Regions from separate parts of the Homo sapiens genome. Here region 1 is linked to region 2. A link is an interaction called in ENCODE POLR2A ChIA-PET data of the cell type or tissue named here. Cell type or tissue: B cell. All regions are shown on one strand. Each heading gives the region's core, and the rest is flanking DNA. Links, peaks and the distances in the headings are about the cores only.

Evidence for each region. ChIA-PET counts read pairs that join two places held together with the same protein. Peaks named below come from ENCODE experiments on the same cell type or tissue, not always from the same donor. Only the 100,000 strongest peaks of a DNase experiment are listed, where the experiment ranks them.
Region 1: POLR2A ChIA-PET joins it to region 2 with 5 read pairs; 1 of 35 experiments calls an interaction of 5 or more read pairs at or near these places.

The regions. Positions count from the first base shown.
Region 1 is chr4:40,272,668-40,282,720 of GRCh38, forward strand. No RefSeq gene overlaps it. Among named protein-coding and RNA genes, the nearest start is that of LINC02265, 29 kb to the right of the region's middle. In B cell, for the core only: no CTCF peak of the experiment used is centred there; a DNase peak (open chromatin) is centred at 4,136.
Region 2 is chr4:38,649,888-38,659,940 of GRCh38, forward strand. All of the region lies in intron 1 of KLF3-AS1 (KLF3 antisense RNA 1), which reads right to left. Among named protein-coding and RNA genes, the nearest start is that of KLF3, 9.3 kb to the right of the region's middle. In B cell, for the core only: no CTCF peak of the experiment used is centred there; a DNase peak (open chromatin) is centred at 4,594; H3K4me3 peaks cover 456 bases; H3K27ac peaks cover 1,441 bases.

The DNA of each region.
Region 1 (10,053 bases), core at 1,596-6,595, 1.6 Mb after region 2:
CAGGCTGGTGTGCAGTGGTGTGATCTCGGCTCACTGTAACCTCTGTGCCTCCCTTGTTCAAGGAATTCTTCCACCTCTGCTTCTCTAGTAGCTGGGACTACAGGCATGCGCCATCACGCCTGGCTAATTTTTGTATTTCTTGGTAGAGACAGGGTTTTGCCATGTTGGCCAGGCTGGTCTCGAACCCTTGACCCCAAGTGATCCGCCCACCTTGGCCTCCCAAAGTCCTGGGATTATAGGCGTGAGCCACCGGCCTCCGATTGTTTTATATTCATTTATCCAACAAATATTTGTTGAGTGCTGATGTGTGCCAGGCAGTGTTCTGGGCTTTGGGGTTCTAAATATAACTGATCCATAACCAAATTATATTGAGGATAAAAGCTCCAATTTCTGCCTCATGAGAACCCAGTTTCAGGGCTGCTGCTTGGTCATTTGGCATCTTTGTATAAATTGGAAAAAGTCAGGCTGGGCGCCGTGGCTCACGCCTATAATCCCAGCACTTTGGGAGGCTGAGGAGGGCGGATCACCTGAGTCCAGGAATTCAAGACCAGCCTGACCAACATGGGAAACCCCTTCTCTACTAAAAATATAAAATTAGCTGGGTGTGGTGGCGCATGCCTGTAATCTCAGCTACTCGGGAGGCTGAGGCAGGAGACTTGCTTGAACCCGGGAGGTGGAGGTTGCGGTGAGCTGAGATGCATACCATTGCACTCCAGCCTGGGCAACAAGAGTGAAACTCCATCTCAAAAAAATAAAATTAAATTAAATTTTAAAAAAGAAAAAAAAATGTCGTGTCCTCTGAACAGACGCACCTCTGTAAGCAAAGAACTTCTCCTGTGGATGGACATTACCTTGCACTGGATACATTGCAAGACTGGCTTGGTGAGAGGAGCGTGGGCAGAATTACAGCTGCCACTCACTCCTTGACTGGGTATCTTTATGCAGTGAACAATTTATGCAACTGCTCACGCCCTACATGTTGTATATCTTTCTTGTTCTCTTCATTGATAAGCCTCAGAGCCAGAATTCAAATCCAGGGAGTGAGGTTACAGAAAGCTCCAGAAAGTCTGTGACCTTTGCTACAGACTATGCAGTTTCTGATGCATAGTGAAGACTCACCGAGTGGCAAGGGTATGGGTAGTAGTTGATAATACTATATCTTCTTAGCTTAATCCACCTCTGAAGCAATTCTCTACACAAACGTGATAACTTGGCTCTTCCTAAAGACAAAAAGTATAGTTAAGAACTGAATCTAGGCCGGACATGGTGGTTCACACAGGTAATCCCAGCACATGAGGTCAAGGCGGTCAAATTTCTTGAGCTCAGGAGTTCAAGACCAGTCTGGGCAACATGGTGAAACCTGTCTCTACAAAATATACAAAAATTAGCCAGATGTGGTGACATGTGCCTGTAATCCCAGCTACTCAGGAAGCTGAAGTGAGAGAATCACTTGACCCTGGGAGGCGGAGGTTGCAGTGAGCTGAGATCACGCCACTGCACTCCAGCCCGGACGACAGAGTGAAACTCTGTCTCAAAAAAAAAAAAAAAAAAAAAAAAAAAGAAAAAAGAACTGAATCTATTTCACAGATGGACCTGTACTCCATTAACTTAAGCACAAATATATATTCAACAACTACAAAGAATACTGGTCCATTTTGGTGTTAATTACCAAACCTTTGTCACCAGAGCATGAATGAATCTTCACCAAGTAACATTATCTAGGAATTGGCCCTGTCTTTACCTGCGTCCAGTGCTACTGATGATTCAAGTAGAAGAGAACTGAGAATCATCCATTGCGTTTATCAATGTAGCAGTAACCTTACTGAGAGCAGTTTTAGCAGAAAGATGTTGGCAAAAGCTTGATTGGAGTGTGTCTCATAGAGAATTTTTAGTTTTGTCTAACTCAAAACTTAAAGAATGGAGCCTTCATTAGCTGTATTTCTATAGATCTCTGTATTTGATTTAGTTATTGTCTTAGTCCATTTTGTGTTGCCATAACAAAATATCACAGACCAGGTAAGTTATTAAGAATAGGGATTTATTTCTTACCTTCTGGAGGCTGAGAAGTCCAAGGTCAAGAGGCCCACATCTGGTGAGGGGTCTCTTACTGCATCTTGCCATGGCAGAAGGTGGAAGAGCAAGAGAAGACAAGTGCATGAGAGACAGATGGTGGGGAAGAGCTCTGGCTGATCATGTCATTTCATCAGGAACCCACTCCCGTGATAATTAACCCACTCTTCAAGAACAGCATTAATCCACTCATGAGGGCAGAGCCTCTTAACACTGTCCCACCTCTTAACACTGTTGCATTGGGGATTAAGTTTCCAACACATGAGCTTTGGGGGGAAACATTCAAACTATAGCAGTTATATATGATATCTCTACTACTGCATGAACGTGCAAAGAGTATAGAAGCAATTTTCAGCCAGTTCTGCTGACATCTCTGCTGCAGTTGCCTTCAAATGTGAGTACATGTGGTAGGACCCTCTTTGCTGCAGAATAATAAGACTTGCCTGTGGTTGGCTGAGGACAGCTTGAGTCTAAGGGGAGTCTCTCAGCTTAATCAAAGCTCATACCTGCAGACCTTCCTGCACTTGCATGTGGAGCTCTGTGAACACAGGCAGCCCAGCAGGCACAGAGCGCTTGATGATGACCAAGAACCCTAAGATGTGGTTGCTTGAGGGTGGGGGAGGGAGTGAGGGAGAAGAGGGGCAGGTAAAATTTTCAGTGTTTCTAAGAAGCATCTGGACAGGGATTAAAACTGCGGAAGGGGCCAGCAGAGAACTAAAGGAGGCCTGGTAAATTAGGCTTGGGCTGGAGCTCTGTGTGGCCTTACTGTGACCTGCTCTTCTGCCATTGTCTTCAATTACAAAAGGAGGCCACTGGCCTCTATAATCAGGAAGGTCTCTTCTGGTGCTCTGAGCTGGTAGTGCATGACTACAAGTTCCACGGGCTTAGAGCAATTAAAATTTTTTTTTTTTAGATGCTACAAGAAGTAGGGAATAGTGTTTCAGAATTAAAGTTTATTTTGGAACCCAATACTGCATACAAGGAATAAGATGTAGTCTTCTCTTTTCATTACTCTTCTAACATGTGTCTTCCAGCTATTTTTTTTTTTTTTTTTTTTTTTTGAGACAGCGTCTCACTCTGTCACCCAAGCTGGAGTGCAATGGCATGGTCTTGGCTCACTGCAACCTCTGCCTCTTGGGTTCAAGCGATTCTCTTGCCTTAGCCTCCTGAGTAACTGGGACTATAGGCATGTGCTATCAGACCCAGCTAATTTTTGTCTTTTTAGTAGAGATGGCATTTTACTATGTTAGCCAGCCACCACACTCGGCTAATATTTTTTGTATTTTAGTAGAGATGGGGTTTCACCATGTTGGCCAGGCTGATCTTGAACTCCTGATCTCAAGTGACCCACCCTCCTCTGCCCCCAAAGTGCTGGGATTACAGGCGTGAGCCACTGTGCCTAGCCATAAATACCTTTCTTATGGGGTTTCAGTGGGGACTAAGTGAGATAAATGAATATGAAGAGCTTAGCATAGGGCCTGGCACATAGTAGGTACTCACTACTCATTAGTTGCCTTCATCGCCACCAACTGTGAAGTAGGAATGGGCAAAAAGAGAATTAATCCATGTTAAAGACAGGAAAACAAGAGTCCATATTCAACTGGCAAGATATAGAAAGAGAACTGAGAAGCTGGGCGCGGTGGCTCATGCCTGTAATCCCAGCACTTTGGGAGGCCAAGGTGGGCAGATCATGAGGTCAGGAGTTCGAGACCAGCCTGGCCAACATAGTGAAACCCTGTTTCTACTAAAAATACAAAAAATAGCTGGGCGTGGTGGCAGGTGCCTGTAATCCCAGCTACTCAGGAGGCTGAGGCAGGAGAATCATTTGAACCCAGGAGGTGGAGGTTGCAGTGAGCCAAGATCGTGCCATTGCACTCCAGCCTGGGTAACAAAGTGAGGCTCTGTCTCAAAAAAAAAAAAAAAAAAAAGAGAACTGAGCTTCACCAAGCTCATCAAATCAATTAAGCCGACTTCATTCAGTAGCCCTCTTCCTCCATTGTTAACCTAAACCACAAAAGTACCCACACCCAAATAAGTTCTTGCTTCTTCCTCCTGTGGAAGAATGTCAGAGTGGGTAAAGGGGCTTCTACTCAGTGTTAGCACCCAGGAGGAGGGAGATGGTCCTTTCTTTCTGTAGCTACAGGCGACATGTTGAAAAGCTGAGTGTGACCATAACACACTAGGTGTGATATTCCATCACACGGCATGGAGCCAGGGTTGTAAATCTGGGCAGACTGGGATTATGCTGTTCTACCTGGTTGGTTGAGAACAGCATCCTGTCCTCATTTAAGAGTAATTGTCAAGGATGGAAACTTAGTTTATTTCCCTGATATAGTTTGTTTTTGTTTTTGTTTTCTTTTTAGAGACAGAGTCTTCCTCTGTCACCCAGGCTGGAGTGCAGTGGTGCAATCTCAGCTCACTGCAACCTCCGCCTCCCAGGTTCAAGCGATCCTCCTGCCTCAGCCTCCCAAGTAGCTGGGACTACAGGCGAGTGCCACCACACCCGGCTACTTTTTGTATTTTTAGTAGAGACGGGGTTTCACCATGTTGGCCAGGGTGGTCTTGAACTCCTGACCTCAGGTGATCCGCCCGCCTCGGCCTCCCAAATTGCTGGGATTACAGACGTGAGCCACCGCGCCCAGCCAGGCCTGTTATAGTTTGATCTGAGCTGGAGGTGTTAGAATTTTGTTCTGTTCTATTTGGTTCCACAAGGAGGTATGCAAGCAGGTGTGAGAATGGAAGTGAGGAAAAGTCTCTGCGTGTAAGCATTCAAATTGCAGACCTTCAGGGGACAAATTTTTTTGCTTTTATAATAGCTTATTCTTATTCACACCAATTCTCAAAATTAAATTTACTCATAAATGCTAATAGAATTATGTATTATAATACACTGAGTCATGCCCTGCAAATACTTAAACACTTATTATGATAGTATAATGACCTATATTTTCCAAATTTTAAAATTATAGTATACTTGTTAATTATTTTATTAAAATCTTACATGTTTGACACAGTAACTATATTGTCCTACATTCTCTTCCAACCCTTTCCAACTGTAGTTATATTTTAATAGAATTGCAACTAATGTGTACATACTATTTTGTGTATTTTTTTCACTTAACATTTTTTCTAAACAAATTTCCATGTTTTCCCATAGTGATATTTATTTTATGGATGCATTTTTCTTGCTTGAATGGACACTGTAAATATCCATGTGTTTTTGCCTCTATTATTTCTCTAGGATCTCTTCAGAAGGTGTTTGTACCTCAGTCAGAAGGAATAAATATTTAATTTAATTTAATTTATGCATGTATATTTATTTATAGAGACAGGGTCTCACTCTGTTGTCCAGGCTGGAGTACAGTGGTGGAATCAGAATTCACTGCAGGCTCGGATGCCTAGGCTCAAGTGATCTTCCCACTTTGGCCTCCCAAGTAGCTAGGACTACAGGCATGCACCAATATGTCCAGCTAATTTTTTTTTTTTTTTTTTTTGAGACAGAGTTTCACTCTGTCACCCAGGCTGGAGTGCAGTGGTTTCATCTCGGTTCACTGAACCGCCTCCATCTCACCTCCCAGGTTCAAGCAATTCACCTGCCTCATCCTCCCAAGTAGCTAGGACTACAGGCATGTACCACCATGCCTGGCTAATTTTTGTATTTTTAGTAGAGATGGGGTTTCACCATGTTGCCCAGGCTGGTCTCGAACTCCTGACATCAGGTGATCCACCTACCTCAGCCTCCTAAAGTTCTGGGATTACAGGCGTGAGCCACCACACCTGGCCATGTCCAGCTAATTTTATAATTTTTTTGTTAGGATGAGATCTTGCTATGTTGTTCAGGCTGGTCTCAAACTCCTAGCCTCAAGTGATCCTCATAACTCAGCCTCTCAAAGCACTGGGATTACTGGTGTGAGCCACTGCACTGCACCAGGTATAAATAATAATTTTATAATTCTTGTAAAATACTCAAAAAATTGACATTGTGTTTATCTCTATCAGTTCTTAGTATATCTCTAAAATAATAATCTTGGCTGGGTGCGGTAGCTCACACCTCTAATCCCAGCACTTTGGGAGGCTGGGGCGGGTGGATCACATGAGGCCAGGAGTTTGAGATCAGCCTGGCCAATGTGGTGAAACCCCATCTCTACTAAAAACACAAAAATTAGCTGGGCATGGTGGTATGCACCTGTACTCAGCTACTCAGGAGGCTGAGGCAGGAAAATTGCTTGGACTCAGGAGGTGGAGGTTGTAGTGAGCAGAGATCGTGCCACTGCACTTCAACCTGGGCAACAGAGCAAGATTCCATCTCAATAAATAAATAAATAAATAAATAAATAAATAAATAAATAAAATAATAATAATCTCCTTTAAAGTTAGCTTTGATTGATAACAACATGCTGAAACAATGTGAAGATTAGAAAGATTTTTAACAAGGGAAAGGAACAAAAGTAGCTTTATTGAACATCTATCAGGGCAGTAGTAGGCACAATGCATGGATTTAGTTAGTAAGTGGCAAAACTGGGATCTTAACCCTGGCAGTCTAGCTCTGGAATTTATGCATTAAACCCCAATGCTGGCCGGGCACGGTGGCTCAAGCCTGTAATCCCAGCACTTTGGGAGGCCGAGGCGGGTGGATCACGAGGTCAGGAGATCGAGACCATCCTGGCTAACACGGTGAAACCCCGTCTCTACTAAATATACAAAAAATAAGCCGGGCAGGCGCCTGTAGTCCCAGATACTCGGGAGGCTGAGGCAGGAGAAGGGCGTGAACCCAGGGGGCGGAGCTTGCAGTGAGCCGAGATCGCGCCACTGCACTCCAGCCTGGGCGACAGAGCGAGACTCCGTCTCAAAAAAAAACAAAAAACAAAAAAACCCCAATGTTATTCGCTAAACCTAACTTAATCCTTAAAGAATCCTCTGATGCATATGTGTTTAACCTCATTTTTACAGACGAAGCCTGAGGGGATTAAAACAAGAGCTCAAACTGAAGTGTATCTAGAAATTAAGCAGGTACAGGGAGTCAGAGTAAGAACATACAGTCATCCTTGGTATTTGTAGGGGATTGGATCCAGGATCCCCAGCCCAGGATACTAAAATTCAGGGAGGCTCAAGTTCCTAATATAAAATGGCATGGTATTTGCATATAATCTATGCATTTCCTACCATATACTTTAAATCATCTCTAGATTACTTACAGTACCAAATACAATGTAAATGTTATGTAAATTGTTGTTATACTGTATTGTTTAGGAAATAACGACAAGAAAAAAAGTCTGTGCACATTCAGTACAGATGCAATATTGTTTTCCAAATCTTTTCTATCAATAGTTGATTGAATCCATGGCTGCAGAACCCATGAAGATGGAGAGCAATCTGTAAATTTTTCCTCCACTTTCTAATTTTTCTTAGACTACACAGTTCTCTCAATCTCTTTTGGTATACAAATATGTATAGTCATTGAGATGATAGTGGTTGGCATGCAGTTGGAAGTTGCAAAATTCATGCCTCATCTCAAGGGGCTACTCAGCCCCAGCTAAGATTTTTTTTTTCTTTTTTTGAGATGGGGTCTCACTCTGTCACCCAGGCTAGAGTGCAGTAGCATGATCACGGCTCACTGCAGCCTTGACTGCCTGGGCTCAAGCAATTCTCCCACTTTACTCTCCCAAGTAGCTGTGACCGCAGGTGCATGCCACCATAACTGGCTAATTTTTATTATTATTATTATTATTTGTAGAGACGATGTCTTGCTATGTTGCCCAGGCTGGTCTCAAAGCGATCCTGGGCTCAAGCGATCCTCCAGCCTTGGCCTCTCAAAGTGTTGGGATTACAGGTGTGAGTCACTGTGCCCAGCCCCAGTTAAGTGTTGTGATGAGGAACAGCCGGCCCTACATGGCCAAGTGTTTCAGTTAGTTATTGTTATGTAACAAACTACCCCCAAAGCTCAGTAGCTTAAAACAATAGGCACTTATTATTGTCTACAACCTATGAATCAGGTGGTTGGGCCTTCTACTCTTGGCTGGAATTGCTCATGCATGTGTGGTTAGCAGGTGGGTGAGCGGTGGGCTGGCTTTGCTAATCTTGGCTAGGTCCCTTCACATGTCTTGAGTCTTGGCTGGAACAACTGAGACAACTTGGTATGGTCTCTCATCCTTCAGCAGGCCAGCCCAAGGTTGTTCACATGGGGTCTTCAAAGGTTCCAAGAAAGAAAGAGAGGAAGTGTACAAGGTCTCTTAGGTCCAGGCTCAGAATGGAAAAACTATCATTTCTGTCACATTCTATTGACCAAGACAAGTCACAAATCCAATCCAGAGACAAAGGAGGATGATATATTCAGCCTTTATGGGAAGAACTGAAAGCGATGTTGCACAGTGTGTAGACAAAGAGAGGGGTGAAAAATTGAGGCCATTATTTTTTTTGCCTCAATCTACCATAAGTCTTCCAAGTTTTCAGAAGCCAGAGATCCAGATCTTTATGTGAAATCTCCCAAGTTTTAAAAGCTTCATCGAATTTACAAACTTTTAAGACACTGGGGGGTCAAAGAGATCATATTAGAGCTGGATGTGGTTTGTGGGCCATCGGTTTACAACCTCTGGGTAAATAACTTGCTCAAGTTTCTGTAGTAATTTGCTGAGGAGAACTGAACTTAGGTCTATCTAGACTCTAGGTCTCCATTCATTCAGCAAACATTTGCTTGTCTTCTGAGTATAAGACTTTGACAAACAATGATAAATAAATCGCAATTCTTCCCTTAAGGGGCTTACAGTTGGAAGTGGGAGACATTATGTAAATGAACACTTTCTTCATGTGATTCAATGTTACAGATGCTTGTTGTGGGGCACACTTCTTCCCTCCCCTGAAGGGAACTTCACTGATATAACTCGGAGTCTCTTTCTTTGCCCTTTTATACATTCCACACCCTGGAAGTGGAGTGATATGGTTTGGCTGTGTCCCCACCCAAATCTCATCTTGAATTGTAGCTCCCATAATTCCCATGTGTTGTGGGAGGGACCCAGCAGGAGATAATTGAATCATGAGGGAGGTTTTTCCCATACTGTTCTTGCGGTAGTAAAGAAGTCTCACCAGATCTGATGGTTTTATAAGGGGTCTCCCCTTTCACTTGGCTCTCAGTCTCTTCTTGCCTGCTGCCATGTAAGATGTGTCTTTCACTTTCCACCATGATTGTGAGGCCTCTCCAAACACGTGGAACTGTGAGTCCAGTAAACCTCTTTTTCTTTATAAATTACCCAGTCTTGGGTATGTCTTTATCAGCAGTGTGAAAACGGACTAATACATGAAGTGACTTATCTACTTGGTAAATTTGAGGAAACAACTGTGTATGTTCAGTTTAGCTCTTCCCTTTATTCTCTTGCGGCCAGGCCTGGCCAAGGGTAGCGTGTGATCTCCCTGCTCCTTCGTGCTGCAAGTTCCCCCAGGACTGTAGCATCTCCCCAGCCCACCCCTGGTGAGCACTCCTGAGAATGGGCTGGTGATCCACTTGATTCTGTGGTTCATTTGGCTCTCACACTAGGCAATGTCTTCCTACCTATCTGTAGCAGTAATAAAGGTGACATTTGGCCTCCAGCTTTTTCTTCCCTTCTATTTCTTTCTTTCTTTCTTTGAGATGGAGTTTCACTCTTGTTGCCTAGGCTGGAGTGCAATGGTGCAATTTCAGCTCACTGCAACCTCCACCTCCTGGGTTCAAGCGATTTTCCTGCCTCAGCCTCCCAAGTAAGCGGCCACTACCACACCTGGCTAAGTTTTGTATTTTTAGTAGAGATCAGATTTCACCATGTTAGCCAGGCTGGTCTCAAACTCTTGACCTTAGGTGATCCACCCAGATTGGCCTCCCAAAGTGCTGCGATTACAGGCACGGGCCACCAAGCCTGACCTCTTCCCTTCTATTTCTTATCTTGTTCAGAACCCAGGTAGGGAAGAGAAATGCTATTTATTGGGCAGTTACCTCAAAGGACTCAATGGTGCTAT
Region 2 (10,053 bases), core at 2,306-7,305:
ATGGCTAAACTAAAAGAGCACATGGTAACACACGCCCACTGGGGCTTCAGGAGCGGTAAACATTCACCCCTAGACGCTGCCATGGGGCTGGAGTCCACACTCCCCATGACCTGCCCATCTGCCTGCTCCCCCTAGGGTTTTTTGTTTTTTGTTTTTTTTCTTGAGACAGTCTTGCTTTGTTGCCAAGGCTGGAGTGCAGTGGTGTGATCTCAGCTCACTGCAACCTCCACCTCCCAGGTTCAGGCAATTCTCCTGCATCAGCTTCCTGAGTAGCTGGGATACAGGCGTGTGCCACCACGCCCAGCTAATTCTGGTATTTATAGTAGAGACAGGGTTTCACCATCTTGGCCAGGCTGGTCTCGAGCTCCTGACCTCAAGCGATCTGCCCAGCTCAGCCTCCCAAAGTGCTGGGATTACAGGCATAAGCTACGGAGCCCAGCCACCCCTAGGGGTTTTGAGGAGCAGGGCACCGAAGAAGCGAGTCCAAGCCACACCCCATCGCATGCCCTACAAGGGGGACAAGAGAATTTTTCTCCTTTCAATAGGACATCCATTTTTATGTGATATAAAAGGACGTTTTATATGAAACTCTTAATTATAATACTTTAAATATAATATGTAATTATTAAATATTATAATTAAATTTAATTATATTTAATATTTTCCTTGAGAAATGGCTTTAAATTATACTATTTTGAGTAAAGTTGATACTTTCAAGAATATAACAGAGGTACTAAAGCAAGTGATAAGCCATAAGGTATAAGATATAAAAATACAAATCAATACTAGATAAATAATAGTATAAGCATCCTATTTATGGAGAAATAAATTCAAATTTTAAAAGTCATGTATATGTCCGGGCACAGTGGCTCACGCCTATAATCCCAGCATTTTGGGAGGCCAAGGTGGGTGGATCATGAGGTCAGGAGTTCGAGATCAGCCTGGCCAACATGGTGAAACCTCGTCTCTACTAAAAATACTAAACTTAGCCAGACGCGACGGCAGGCACCTGTAATCCCAGCTACTTGGGAGGCTGAGGCAGGAGAATGGCTTGAACCCAGGCAGCAGAGGTTACAGTGAGCTGAGATTGCGCCACTTCACTCCAGCCTGGGTGACAGTGAGACTCTGTCTCAAAAAAAAAAAAAAAAGAAAAAAGAAAAGAATAAGAAAAGTTATTTTTATGGCCAAGGAAATTAGTTGTTAGAAAAATATAGAACTGTCTGTTAAGTATAAAAATTGTAACAGAAACTATAAAAAAGACAAAGCCCTTGCTCTAAGTAGCTTATAAACAACTACAAGAGTTCAAGCAAACTAGAAATGTATTTGGGTTTGTGTTTGTTTTTGTTTTTGTTTTTGAGACAGTCTTGCTGTCACCTAGGCTGGAGTGCAGTGGCGCGATCTCAGCTCACTGCAACGATTCTCCTGCCTCAGCCTCCTGAGTAGCTTGGGAATACAGGCATGTGTCACTGCACCCAGCTAATTTTTGTATTTTTACTAGAGACAGGGTTTCACCATGTTGGCCAGAGTAGTCTCGAACTGCTGACCTTAAGTGATCCGCCCCCTGCTCGGCCTCCCAAAGTGCTGGGATCACAGGTGTGTGCCACTGCACCCAGCTAATTTTTGTATTTTTAGTAGAGACAGGATTTCACCATGTTGGCCAGGCTGGTCTCCAACTCCTGGCCTCCAATGATCCACCTGCCTCAGCCTCCCAAAGTGCTGGGATTATAGGCATGAGCCACCGTGCCCAGCTGCTAACTAGAAATGTAAAGTGCACAGAGTGGTAGTGCTGGTAATAATTCTAGAGTATAAAAACAATTTAAAATTTTTTGGAGAATTTGTTTTTCAGATTTGAAAAGAAAAGGTGAATGATACACATATCTGTTTAAAACAATGATACAGGAAAGGTTTTCTTTAAAACAGGCTAAAAATTTTTGCCTTCCTTTCCTAATTTCTAAAGATGATGGAATAGAAAGACCATTATCTGGGCCAGGTGCGGTGGGTCACGCCTGTAACCCCAGCACTTTGGGAGGCCGAGGTGGGCAGATCACTTGAGGTCAGGAGTTTGAGACCAGCCTGGCTAACATGGTGAAATCCCCATCTCTACTAAAAATATAAAAATCAGCTGGGCATGGTGGCGTGCACTTATAATCCCAGCTACTTGGGAGGCTTAGGCAGGAGAATAGCTTGAACTCGGGAGGCAGAAGTTGTAGTGAGCCTAGATCACACCACTGTACTCCAGCCTGGGAGACAGAGCAAGACTCCATATGAAAGAAAGAGAGAAAGAGAAAAAAAGAGAGAGAGAGACAGAAATTAAGACTGTTATCTGGAATTGAAATAATAACATAATCAACAGTGTTGGCAGGGTGCAGTGGTTCACACCTGTAATCCCAACACTTTAGGAGGCCGAGGCAGGTGGATCACGAGATGAGGGGTTCGAGACCAGACTGGCCAACATGTGAAACCCCGTCTCTACTAAAAATACAAAAATTAGCCAGGTGTGGTGGTGGACACCTGTAATCCCATCTACTCGGGAGGCTGAGGCAGGAGAATTGCCTGAACCTGGAGGTGGAGGTTGCAGTGAGCCGAGATCTCAGACACAGCAATTGCTGTGTCTGAATTATACAATGCATCTTTGTCAGTCATCTGTACCAAATGGTCTAGATTAACTGGGGTTTTTTTTTTTTTTTGGAGGGGGGGGCGTTGTTGTTTGTTTGTTTGTTTGGATCTAAGGGTACTTCTGCAGGTGCAGAAGAAAGTTAAGGGAAATACATTAATAAATGTGACTAATTTTGTCATTATCCAAACTACACTACTCATTTGATAACTACCACCTAATGAAAATTGAAAAGTCCTGAGGACTGGACTCCAGACAGGTACTTTCAAATGCATCATAACTGGGAACACCTTGAGATATGTGGTTCGAGAAAGTAAGCTGATATCCTACCAAGAGTGTCTCTCCTGGGAGGTGGTGACAAATGCTCCTCAAGACTTCTCCTGTTTCCTCCTAAATCTTGGGAACTCCTTTAAGACGCCCTCATCTTCATAGTACCAAATGAAAGAAAATCAATTGCATTTGAAACAATTTGCCACATAAGAAAATAAACAAACATGGAAAAGGAGACACATTCGTGTGAATCTCAGGGGAAATCTTATTTTTCAGATATTGATGAAATAGCAAAAGAAACAAGATGAGTTTAGAATACCATCATCCATTCCTGCTTCTTTTGAATCCATTTCCCTTATCTTTAGTGCAGAAAAGGAAACTGATTAGATACATTACTGTGTAGCAAAAGTTGTACTCAAATTTTGAAAGTGTTTCCCTCCTTTTTAAAAAACTAAATGTTTCTCTTTTTTAGAAAGTGAATTTTCTCTATTGAGAAGATACCATGACCACTAGGCAGAATTATATATTTAGTTGTGCTAGAGCACTGATGACTTCTTTTATGATGATTTTTTTAAATGTTTAAATATTCCTCATAAACCTGCAAAACTTAAGTGCTAGACTCTATAACGTTTCATAGTTAATAGACCCATTTGCAACAGCAATGAGAAAAATTTAAATTTAAGTCCAGACACGTCACATAAAATTATTGACTGGCTGGGCTGTGCACAGTGGCTCACGCCTGTAATCCCAGCACTTTGGGAGGCCGAGGCAGGCAGATCATGAGGTCAGGAGATTGAGACCATCCTAGCTAACACGGTGAAAACCCATCCCTACTAAAAATACAAAAAATTAGCCAGGCATGATGGCACGCGCCTATAGCCCCAGCTACTAGGGAGGCTGAAGCAGGAGAATCTGTTGAACCCAGGAGGCGGAGGTTGCAGTGAGCCGACATCGCACCACTACACTCAGCCTGGGTGACAGAGCAAGACTCTGTCTCAAAAAACAAACAAAAAAAAACCAACAATTATTGACGGGCTAAAATATTCTGGAAAATCTAATAAACTAAACATATTGATGTGAGCATGAACACAATATATATTGTAGATTTCTTGTTCCTATCACAAGCAAGTAACTTTAAGGGCAAAGCACACCAAAAAAAAAAAGCCTTTTACATAATTCAAAGCTGTCCATACTTTCTTTTATCCTCTTCCATTCTTTTTTATTATTTTTTTTTAATTTTTATTTATTTATTTTTTATTATACTTTAAGTTTCTAGGGTACATGTGCACAACATGCAGGTTTGTTACATATGTATACATGTGCCATGTTGGTGTGCTGCATCCATTAACTCGTCATTTACATTAGGTATATAACAGTATCTTCAAGACAAGGGGAGGAAGGGAAGACACACTGCAATATACATCTGGACATATTTTAAAGATATTCACGATAGAAGAAAGCACAAATTAATGAATAAACAATTGGATAGATGACGTGCCTTGTTTGATGTGAGAACACTTAATAAAAGGTTAAAATTAATGAGCTAAGGGAAGAAAACATGGCTAAAAGGGCTGGTAGCTCTGTAAGGGTGGGGACAGGGCGGGGAACAGAGTCAGGGAGACAAACAGGATGCTGGGAGGTGAGAAATAAGGGTGGGGAGTAGTGGGCAATCTCAAGAGGAACTAACAAGGCCGTTGCTTATAGTTACCCAGAAAACCTACGAACAATAACAGACAAGCAGATGCAGCTCAGAAAGAAACAGCGGAGCAGCTAGAAGCCCCTCCTGCTGAGACAACGCACCAGACACGTTAATGGTGTTTGGGGGCTGCAGGTCATCTCTCACATACTCACATCCACAACTGCTGACACCTCTGTTTCCCGTCGAATCAACAGATCCTGGCAAAAGACCCCCAGAGAGGATGAATGGACCTTGATCCAGGAGTTTTAATATATTCCTATCTCTTCAGAAATAGGAACTTCGGCTCTACTCATTCTAGTTTGCTGGCTTTTCTATTTTTGGTTTTGGTGGGTTTTTTTTGTTTTGTTTTGTTTTTTGTGTTTGTTTTTAGCTTTTCTTCTTTGGAAAGGTTTGTCAAGTAAATACTGTTACGTGTCATTTTGAAGAGGAAATTCCAGTTCCAAGAACCAGCACAGGTCCAACTATCCAAGCAGTCTTTAAAAAGCCAAAGAGTCGGCCGGGTGCAGTGCCTGCAATCCCAGCACTTTGGGAGGCCGAGGCAGGCGGATCACAAGGTCAGGAGTTGGAGACCAGCCTGGTTAACATAGTGAAACCCTGTCTCTACTAAAAACACAAAAACTAGCCGGGTGTGGTGGGACATGCCCATAATCCCAGCTATTCGGGAGGCTGAGGCAGGAGAATCACTTGAAGCTGGGAGGAGGAGGTTGCAGTGAGCTGAGATCATGCCACTGCACTCCAGCCTGGGCGACAGAGCTAGACTTCATCTCAAAAAAAAAAAAAAAAAAAAAAAAAAAACCCACAGTCAATAAAAGACGTTTGCCTTCTCTCACTGCCCTTGATTCCTAGAGCCTCCCTCTTCACCACCTCCTGCCCCGCTAGACTCAGCCCCCTTCAAAATCCCAATCAAAGGACTGCACCTCTGGCTCTGAGGTGCTTTCAAAGGGCCAACTTGCAAAACTGTGCTTCAGATCTGACACTTAATCATACACAACTTGCCCGTTTCTTTCTTTCTTAGCGGTTTTTTTTTTTTTTTTTTTTGAGACAGTCACTCTGTCGCCCAGGCTGGAGTGCAGTGGCACAATCTCGGCTCACTGCAAAGTCGCCTCGCAGGTTCAAGCGATTCTTCTCCCTCAGCCTCCGGAGTAGCTGGGATTATAGACACGTGCCACCACGCCCAGCTAATTTTTGTATTTTTAGTAGAGACAGGGTTTCACCATGTTAGCTAGGCTGGCCTCGAACTCCTGACCTCAAGTGATCCACCACCTCAGCCTCCCAAAATGCTGGGATTACAGGCGTGAGCCACCATGCCTGGCATTTTAGCTATTTTTTAAAACACACTTGTTTCTTATTACAAAAGGAATACATGCTCATTAAAGAAAAAAACTCAGAATATTGAAAGGCAAAGAAAAAATATCCCCCCTACTCCTATCACTTGGATATGAGCATTATTATCATTTTCATGTTTTTGTGTATTAGCAAATCTTTTTTAATTGCCAGGGTGATGAAGAACTCTCCACTGTTCATGTGGGAGAACCATGTGTTTAATTTTTTCTAGGACAGATCAGCAAAACTTCCAAAGCATTTGTGAAGGCAGAATGGCTTGCCAGGTTGGGAGACCAAGGAATAAAAGGCTGAAGTCCTCTTCCCAGCCAAGTACCAGGGGAGCCTGTGCAACTGAGCTTTTACACGGAGGGAAATGCTTCAAACTTCAGGGTTTTGGAAGTGTGGGCATGCAATGCACTTGGAATGAGCAGAAAAGAAAAGGTGGCAAGACCACTTCCCTAGAGCACAGTGTACACCCTGCCTCTTTGCTGGCTTAGTCACTAAGGTAGAAAAATGCTCACACGTGCACATGTACATGTGCATGTGTGTACAGGGTGAGAGAGAGAGAGATGACATATGTATATATACATGAATAGATGTATGCACCCTTTGCTTGCTGCCTTCTGCTCTGCACTGTTGGAGCTTTATACTGACATTAAACTTCATGTCATTTTTATATGCTATCATGCCACTCACCTGCTTAAAAACCTTCTGTGGTTTCCCGATGTCAAATTCCAATTTTCTCCACAACATGGCCTTGACTGACCTCTCCTACCTTATCTCACTCCACTCCTAAGTGACCCAGGTTCCTGTTGGACCCTTTGCCTCCATGCCCTTTCCAGATCCTAAAATGTGATTTCTAGCCCCTTCTGCAGCCATGAAGTTCTAACACAGATATCACCTCCTCCATGAAGATTTTGAGGATTTCCTGACCAGATGTCATTTCTTTTGCAAGACTGTAAGCTCCTTGAAGACAAAAACCAAACCACACATTACTGCTCATATTTTGGACAAATAAATTTACCTTTTTATCCATTTAATTCTCATATCATTGTCCTTTTCTAAATTTTATTCATTATATTCTTGGCCGGGCACAGTGGCTCACACCTGTAATCCCAGCACTTTGGGAGGCCAAGACAGGAGCATCACTTGAGATCAGGAGTTCAAGACCAGCCTGACCAACATGGTGAAACCCCGTCTCTACTAAAAATACAGAAATTAGCCAAGGGTGGCACACACCTATAATCCCAGCTACTTGGGAGGCTGAGGCAGGAGAATCGCTGGAACCCAGGAGGCAGAGGTTGTTGCACTGAGTTGAGATTGTGCCACTGCACTCCAGCCTGGGTAACAGAATGAGATTCTGTCTCAAAAATAAAATAAAATAAAATAAAATAAAATAAAATAAAATAAAATAAATTGTATTCATTATATTATTATTTCTGCATTGTGTAATAATTAAGCAGAATAATACATATATTCTCTCTAATTCCTTGAATGCAGGGATTATGTCATACATATTTCTTGCACTATCACCCCCACCCGAGACCTATGGTAAAAGTTCAAGCAATACTAACTGAAGTAGATTAAATTCAAGATTTAAATGCCAATAATTATTCCTTAACATAGAGGAGAGGGATGGAAACATAAAGAGTCCACCTTACTCCAAAATAGTTGAAAAACAGCCTCATTCCAAAACAAGGGAGGTAGTTTTTCTTACTTTGTGGGTCTCCCATTCTTTACTTACTCTGACTACCAGCACAGGAAAAATCTAGGTAGTCTCCAACTCAGCAAGAAGTTGCAGTCTCTTTGTATGTGTAGGACATTGATTTGGAAATTATAAATAATTTCGCTTTGAAGTCATAGTATAAATAATGTTTTAAGGTCTCTGACAGGTCTCCAAAAGTTGACTGAAACTCTTAATAAAGAAGAAATAATATGTTTTCAATAAAAAGTAGAAAATAAAACTACTGACATATTTTACTTGCAAAATAACCAATAAACAATGAAATACACGTGATTTTTTTTTTTTTTCTTTTGAGATGGAGTCTTGCTCTGTCGCCCCTGCTGGAGTGCAGTGATGCAATCTCGGCTCACTGCAAGCTCCGCCTCCCGGGTTCAAGCAATTCTTCTGCCTCAGCCTCCAGAGTAGCTGGGATTACAGGCGCATGCCACAGCGCCCGGCTAATGCTTATATTTTTAGTAGAGACAGGGTTTCACCATGTTGGCCAGGTTGGTCTCAAACTCCTGACCTCAGATGATCTGTCTGCCTCAGCCTCTCAAAGTGCTGGGATTACAGGTGTGAGCCACCACACCCAGCCCAAGTGATTATTTTTAATTTGAATAATCATGATTCAAGGAAAGCAGATTTAACTATAGAAAAAGGATATCTTCTAACCATTCTCTCCTGGTGGCTATCTTCCATGTTTCTCAGACATTTTTTTTTTTTTTTAATGGAATTAAGACATGACTTGAGGGCCTAAGTCTTACTCTGCCCATAGCTCTGAGTAATTTCAGGATCCACAAGGAACCATGTTTAACACCCCAGTCACTCTTTTCACTCATCTCTTCATCTTCAGGGATCTTCTCCACTCCCTTCTAGTTCTCCCACTTCCGCAGGCACTCCCTGGACCGCACCATCCCCTAGGACTGCTTCACCTCTAAATACTAAACTTACAGGTAGGTCCCCATTCTCTGACAACTCACCTCCTAACCTTCCAGGTCACTCACTCCATTATTCCCAAGACACCCATTCTTCAACCTATTTGGAATGTCCAGTTCACCAATCCCTTGGCTATTTCTCTACAGCCTTATTCTGTTTTACCTCTCTGAGTTAGGTCCCAAGAACCAACATTTCCACTGTGCCACTGTCCTTGGATTGCACTGTCCTGCCAAACACAATCCAAGACAACTGTCCACCTGCACTAGAAATGCTGAGAGCTTCTGGAGGTGGGAGTGGATCATACATCCAGTCTGATCTTCACCAGAACTCATGGTCACCTAACTCAACCTCGGTATTTCCTGGCAATTCTAAATTAGATGGATGGATAGATAATAAAGGTGGAAACTTGCAGAGATGATGCAGAGAATCTCCACACCTTTTGTAATGTTTTAGAGATGGATAATTCTTAGACTAGCATTTCTAATTTTACTTCAAATCATATAGCTTTGTTTTCCTTTAAGGTAAATGTATCTGTGCTGCTCGTAAATTCACAAGCACATGACACTTTTCTGCCTTGGTAGCTTTGTCTGTCATCACACGAGGAGGAGAAATGCCCTGGGAAGAAATAGAAAAGCTCTAAAGTAGATTGGAAAAGAAATAAGAAATCTCAAGAAAATGTATTTGTGTAGCAGGAAGAGACTGCCTGAGATGGGATATACTGTGATGTAAGTCACAAAAGAGAAAGTGGAGGTTTGCAGTGGCTTGTGTCCACTAGCCCCTGAATCCATTTCAACATGGTGTTATTGTCCTGGGGTAGCTTAGCTGTCATACATTAATTAACAAATACTTATGGAACACCTTCTACTTCTATTTGTCAGACACTGTTCTAGAAGCTTGAGAAAAAGTGAATAAAACAATGTCCCTGCTCTCACAGAGCTCACATCCTAATAAGAAAAAAAGGTAGCAAATAAACAAAAAAAGAAAGGGGGTTTTTAGTTAACGATATACAAAAAAAGAAAAGAAAATAGGACAATGACTAAACAATGAATGGGCATATTAGTCCATTTCGTGTTGCTGTAAAGGAAACACCTGAGGCTGGGTAACTTATAAAGAAAACACATTTATTTGGCTCACTGTTCTGCTGGTTGGAAGGCTCCTTCCTTGCATGGCAGAAGGTGAAGGGGAGCCAGTGTGTGCAGAGATCACAGGGCAAGAGAGAAACAAGAGAGCCAGGAGGGAAGTGCCAGGCTCGGTTGTTTTTTTTTTGAGACAGAGTTTTGCCCTTGTTGCCCAGGCAGAAGTGCAACAGTGCAGTCTCAGCTCACTGCAACCTCCGCCTCCCAGGTTCAATCGATTCTTCTGCCTCAGCCTCCCAAGTAGCTGGGATTACAGGCGCCCACCACCACACCTGGCTTCTATCTTTTTTTGTATTTGTAGTAGAGATGGGGTTTCATCACGCTGGCCAGGCTGGTCTCAAACTCCTAACCT